Linked DNA regions of Homo sapiens: region 2 is linked to region 1. A link is a loop called in an ENCODE intact Hi-C map of the cell type or tissue named here. Cell type or tissue: sigmoid colon. All regions are shown on one strand.

Region 1 (2,500 bases):
ACCTCCGCCACCTACACACCTGCCTGACAAACTCGTACCAGGACTGAACTTTTCTCTTTTTCTTTGGCTAAGCTTCTAGCTGTCAAGTTGTATATGAGTTATATAATACAAAGCATCCCTTTTTGCTTTGGCCACCAGGGAGCTCAGAGCCTCATCTAATGTTAATCATAATTATTCTGTTAGCTTTGGTTTGTCAAGTTTCTCCTCTATCACTTTGATTATTGATTTTTCTCTCACTAGTGTAGTGGTTTTCTTGTTTCTGTGTCTTTCATCACAGGCCTTTCTTTCCTGGAATGGGAGGGGATAGATAATAATTTGGTTTCGCATGTTGCTCTCAGCTGATTGTGCATACATTTTCACCCAGTATGCGTTCTCTTGGATAGCAGATGGATGGATGGCTGCCATTCATGGAGGAGCAATTGGTGGGAGTCAGAGAGGTACTTCTCATGCTCCAAGGGAAGCCTGTAGTGCATATTCTAGGACCTGGAATCTAGTGGTTTCTAGAGGGCTCTAAAAAAATGACTGACTCGGCAACGTGCAGCGGGGTGGGCTGACTAAGCACTTTTCCTCCCTCTCTGCAGCACCCCAAGGGTGCTGTTTTGTGGGTGATGAGTGGGCCTGGGGAGGCTCCTGAAGTCAGGGCCCACCAGGTTCCCTGCTGGGGAGCCAGTGACGTGTTAACTTAAGGGCCACACACAAGGGGCCTGTTGCTTCTAATCTTTCTCTAGGATCTCCTGATCTTGAGATTTTGGAGCTCCTGAAATGATTTCTGGACAAGAGTCGACTTTAGAATTCAAAGCTAGTAACTAGTGAGTCGACAAGTTTGGTTTGGCCTGCAGAGTGTCTTAAAACAATTGAGTTCTAATGTTCTTTTGGCTGGACAGACCCTCTCCAGTGTCCTGACCCTCCCAGGGTGGATTGATTTATCACTGATGACCTTGACACATGGCTGAGGCCTGGCCTGTCTGAGGCAACTGCATTTTGAATCTCTGGACAGAATAGAAATAAAAGCCCCTTAATTATATCCCCTTATTCCCATTCTCCCTGTAGGTTCATAGTTTGGGCTGGATCCTTCCAGCCTAATCCACACTTTTCAGCTGAGGATACTGAGTCTTGGAGAGGTTAACAGATGAGGCTGTTTCTTGGGTCCTAACCACAGTCGCTCCATGTCTGGGCAGAACCACTCCCAATGCTATCATGGATTCCTATGAACTTTTTTTTTTTTTTAATGGTTTGGATGTTTTCCCCTCTAATGAAAGGAAACCTTTTCTTGCCTAAGTTACACAGACAGCATTATAGCAGCATCAATGCTGTTGAAGGAAAGAATTCACCCACAGTCCCACGGATCTGGCTAGAAACCAAGCTGTGTGCATGGGTCTAAGCAGTCCCTGTCCACATGCATAGATCATCTCCACATATTTCTAAGCACAGGGAACATTCCCTTCCAAGGAGCCCAACACTCCATAAAAGTCAGCAGGAAAGGGGGGCCTTGTCTGGTAGGTCGCTGGCTGCCAAGGCTGGCTTGTGTGGGAGGCCTTTTTTGGTGGTGTTACAGCTTTACTGGATGTCCTGTCTGTCCCCTTCTCTCTCCCTCCTCCAGCCCCAGCAGCCAGGGGCCTGGAGGTTGGCGGAGGGCTGAGCAGCCCAGCTTCCTGCTTCCTGGCCTCACAAGCAGGCCTCTGTGAAGTTGCCAGGGCTCCAGGGGCAGGGGCTGAGGCTCAGAACTGCAGATTTTTGTCTAGTTCTGGTGTTGGCAGGCAGCCCAGGCCAGTCCCGAGAACATCACCAGACCAGAAACCTGAGAGCAGATGAGGCAGACAGGCACACCTTTGAGCTGGGATAGAGACTATCCAGGAGCCAACAAGGCTGGGGATCTGTGGCCATGGCCCTGGGCGGACATGCCCTCTCTCCCAGCTTCCCTGCTCAGCCCCGGCCAGGGGGAGCTTTTCCAAGAGGATCCGGTTCTTTGGGATGGGTCTGGAACCTACATTTGACACCTAGAAGTCCTTTTCAAATATGAGTACCCTCAGAAACATCTCTGATCCATGAGCGAGTTTGCACTAGTTACCAGAACTTGCCGGAGAAGTAACACTGCATAGTAGCTTAGAGCTAGATTCCCTGAATTCGAGCTCCTTGGACAAGTCACTTTATTCTGTCTTTATTCTGTCTGTGCTTCAGTTTTCCCATCTGCAAAATGGGATAATAGGATTGCTGTGAAGATTAAACAGTAAATAGAATCACGGATACACACATGAGTATGTTGAAAATGGGTGAAAACAAAAACAAAATCTGCAGTCCCGTTAACAGTATTGTACTGATGTGAATTGCCTGGTTTTAATATTGCACTGCAGTTACATAAGATGTCACCATTGGGGGAAGCTGGGTGAGGGAGTGCAGAACTCTGCTATCTTGGCAACCTCCTGTGAGTCTATAATTATTATTTTTTTAAGTTAGAAAGAAAAACATGTTAATGCGGGTAAGGCCCTGAGACAAGACCCCA
Region 2 (2,500 bases), 90 kb after region 1:
TCACAGATGGCTCTTGCCCCCAAAGGGTGATTAGGCATGCACGTGCCTGGTCTTCATAGAAGGCAGATGCTGCTAAAAGTGTTCGTTGGGTCATTCATTTGTTCATGTAAGAAATGTATGGAAAGTTTAGGCTTTGTAAATGGTTCACCTTCACCCATCTCAATGCCTTGCTTTTCCTCCTGTCCGTCTTGTCGCTGATAGAATGTGGTCAACAATCAGAACATCTGTACAACAGCTCCTAGATGACCAATATACCACAGCCTTCAATTAAAATATGTCAGGTTACCTTCTTCAGTATTTCCTTTCCATTTTCCACTTTGGGAAATTGAAGCTCAAAGGTTCTGGTAGCTTCTCTAGATAACAGAGCTAGCGAGGTCTGGTCCTAGAATTTGAACCCAAGCCTTTCTGCCTTCAGTAACCAGGTATAGAATCACTATATTAGTTAGGGAACATCAGCTGCTATAACAATCAAACGTAGCAATGTTTGTTTGCGTTGAGGTCACACAGGGCAAACTGTCTAATCAGATAACTCTTTCTGGAAGACTAGTACTTTATTTGGTAGATAGAGCTTCTCTTCAACCAGAGATGGGTAAACTGTAGCCAGTGGGCTGAATCCAGCCCACCACCTGTTTTGTAAGTCAAATTTTATTGGAACACAGCCACCAGTGTATAATGTCTCTAACATGAAGATGGTTGATGTCTTCATCCTCTGCCATCCAAAATAGATGTTCCTGATTGACTCCCCTCCATGTTGTAATTCAGGGATCCAGGCCCTTTCCATCTGACTCCACTATCTCCACTATCTTCAACACACAGCATCCAAGGTCACCGTGCTCTTCTGCACCCAGACAGTGAAGAGGGAAATAGCACAGAGAAGCATGCACAGGTGTCCATGGGTAAGCCTAGAAGTTGTGTGCATCACATTTCTATTTTATTGGCTAAAGCACAGCCTCTTGGCAAGACCTGACTGCAAACGATGTGAAGTAGGTTGTAGTGAGTGCCATGAATAAAGCAGACGTGGTTTTGACCAAGAGCCTCAACCACTCTGATTGCCCTACTGCTCTGCCCAGAGTTGCTTCCCTTTCCTTTGGGTTATTTCCAGCCCCCTGGCCCCTGTGAAATACATGTGACCACGTGGCTCTGTTCCTGCAAAAGGGTCAGCTTCCCCAATGCTGGGAACACATCTCCAGGAAGCATTCCTCTGTGAGTGCGACTGTGCATCTGACAGGGATACGGGGCACAGCGGGAGGCAAGGTTAGTAATTTAGTTGTTACTGGCTGACAGGTTAGTCTTAGAATATGTTCCCTGCAATTCAAGGCTTGCACGAAAGAGACAGAGAGAGGCACTTAACAAATGTCAGCCTTTCTTTTTTTTTTTTTTTTCCTGGCGCAGTTGCCTCACACTGACCCTGAAGCATTTGAGGGGTGTCTCTGTGTGAGTTCATCAGCGCCTAGTCCCAGCCCCCGCTTGGTGTTCTTGATTCCTCTTTCCTGTGAGGTTTCCCTGAGTGTGGTTCACGAAGAGCGGCCGTCACAGTTGCCAGAGGGCCCCTGAAAATACTGAAATACTGCCAGGGTGGTGATCTGGAGGGAGGAATGCAGGATTCTTTTTTTTTTTTTTTTTTTTTTGAGACAGAGTTTTGCTCTGTCACCCAGGCTGGAGTGCTGTGGCACGATCCCGGCTCGCTGCAATCTCTGCCTCCCGGGTTCAATTGATTCTCATGCCTCAGCCTCCCAAGTAGCTGGGATTATGGGTGTACACCACTGTGCCCATCTAATTTTTATATTTTTAGTAGAGATGGGGTTTCGTCATTTTGGCCAGGCTGATCTTGAACTCGTGACGTCAAGTGATCCACCCGCCTCCACCTCCCAAAGTGCTGGGATTACAGGCGTAAGCCACTGCGCCCGGTCTAGATTCTGCATTTTAATAAGCTCCTCAGACAATCTTTTTCAGGATCACGGGTTTCAAGCAGTTTCTCAACCTTGGCATTTGACATTTTGAACCAGATAATCCCTTCTGTGGGGGCCGTCCCGTACATGGTGGGACGTTTAGCGGTATCCCTGGCTTCTACCTCCTAGGTGCCAGTAGCATTCTTTCTTCCAGTTGTGACAAATAAAAATGTCTCCAGACATTGCTAGATGTCCTCAGGGAGACAAAATTGTCCCTGGTCAAGAAGTGCTGGCTTAGGGCATAACTTAGTATGTTTCTGTGACATAAAATATAAATGTTCCTCTAGGACCCATGTTCTTCTCTCCATTACTAACTCCCAGGTATCTGGGTCGGGTCCTAGGATTCAGTCTCCCTCAGAGGAACGTGAGTGGAAATGATGGTTACTTCTTGGCCAAGCCAGTTGACGGGCTGTGAATTTGTCATGCCAATCGCTGTCCTCTCTGTGCACTGCAAGAGAAGGGTGCTAAGGAGTGGGATTGTGTAGTTGAAGCAATTTGGATCCTCAAGTCACCTCTTGGAGGACGGCCCTGTAGGAGAGCTGCTCAAGCTG

What was found. A loop is a pair of places that touch in the nucleus more often than their neighbours do. Peaks named below come from ENCODE experiments on the same cell type or tissue, not always from the same donor. Only the 100,000 strongest peaks of a DNase experiment are listed, where the experiment ranks them.
Region 2: it touches region 1 in a loop (6-fold over the local background); 4 of 110 quality-filtered maps call a loop at or near these places.

Annotation. Positions count from the first base shown.
Region 1 is chr16:17,312,416-17,314,915 of GRCh38, reverse strand. All of the region lies in intron 2 of XYLT1 (xylosyltransferase 1), which reads left to right. Among named protein-coding and RNA genes, the nearest start is that of XYLT1, 160 kb to the left of the region's middle. In sigmoid colon, no CTCF peak of the experiment used is centred here; a DNase peak (open chromatin) is centred at 1,485; H3K27ac peaks cover 798 bases.
Region 2 is chr16:17,221,918-17,224,417 of GRCh38, reverse strand. All of the region lies in intron 3 of XYLT1 (xylosyltransferase 1), which reads left to right. Among named protein-coding and RNA genes, the nearest start is that of XYLT1, 250 kb to the left of the region's middle. In sigmoid colon, no CTCF peak of the experiment used is centred here; DNase peaks (open chromatin) are centred at 1,177 and 1,487; H3K27ac peaks cover 90 bases.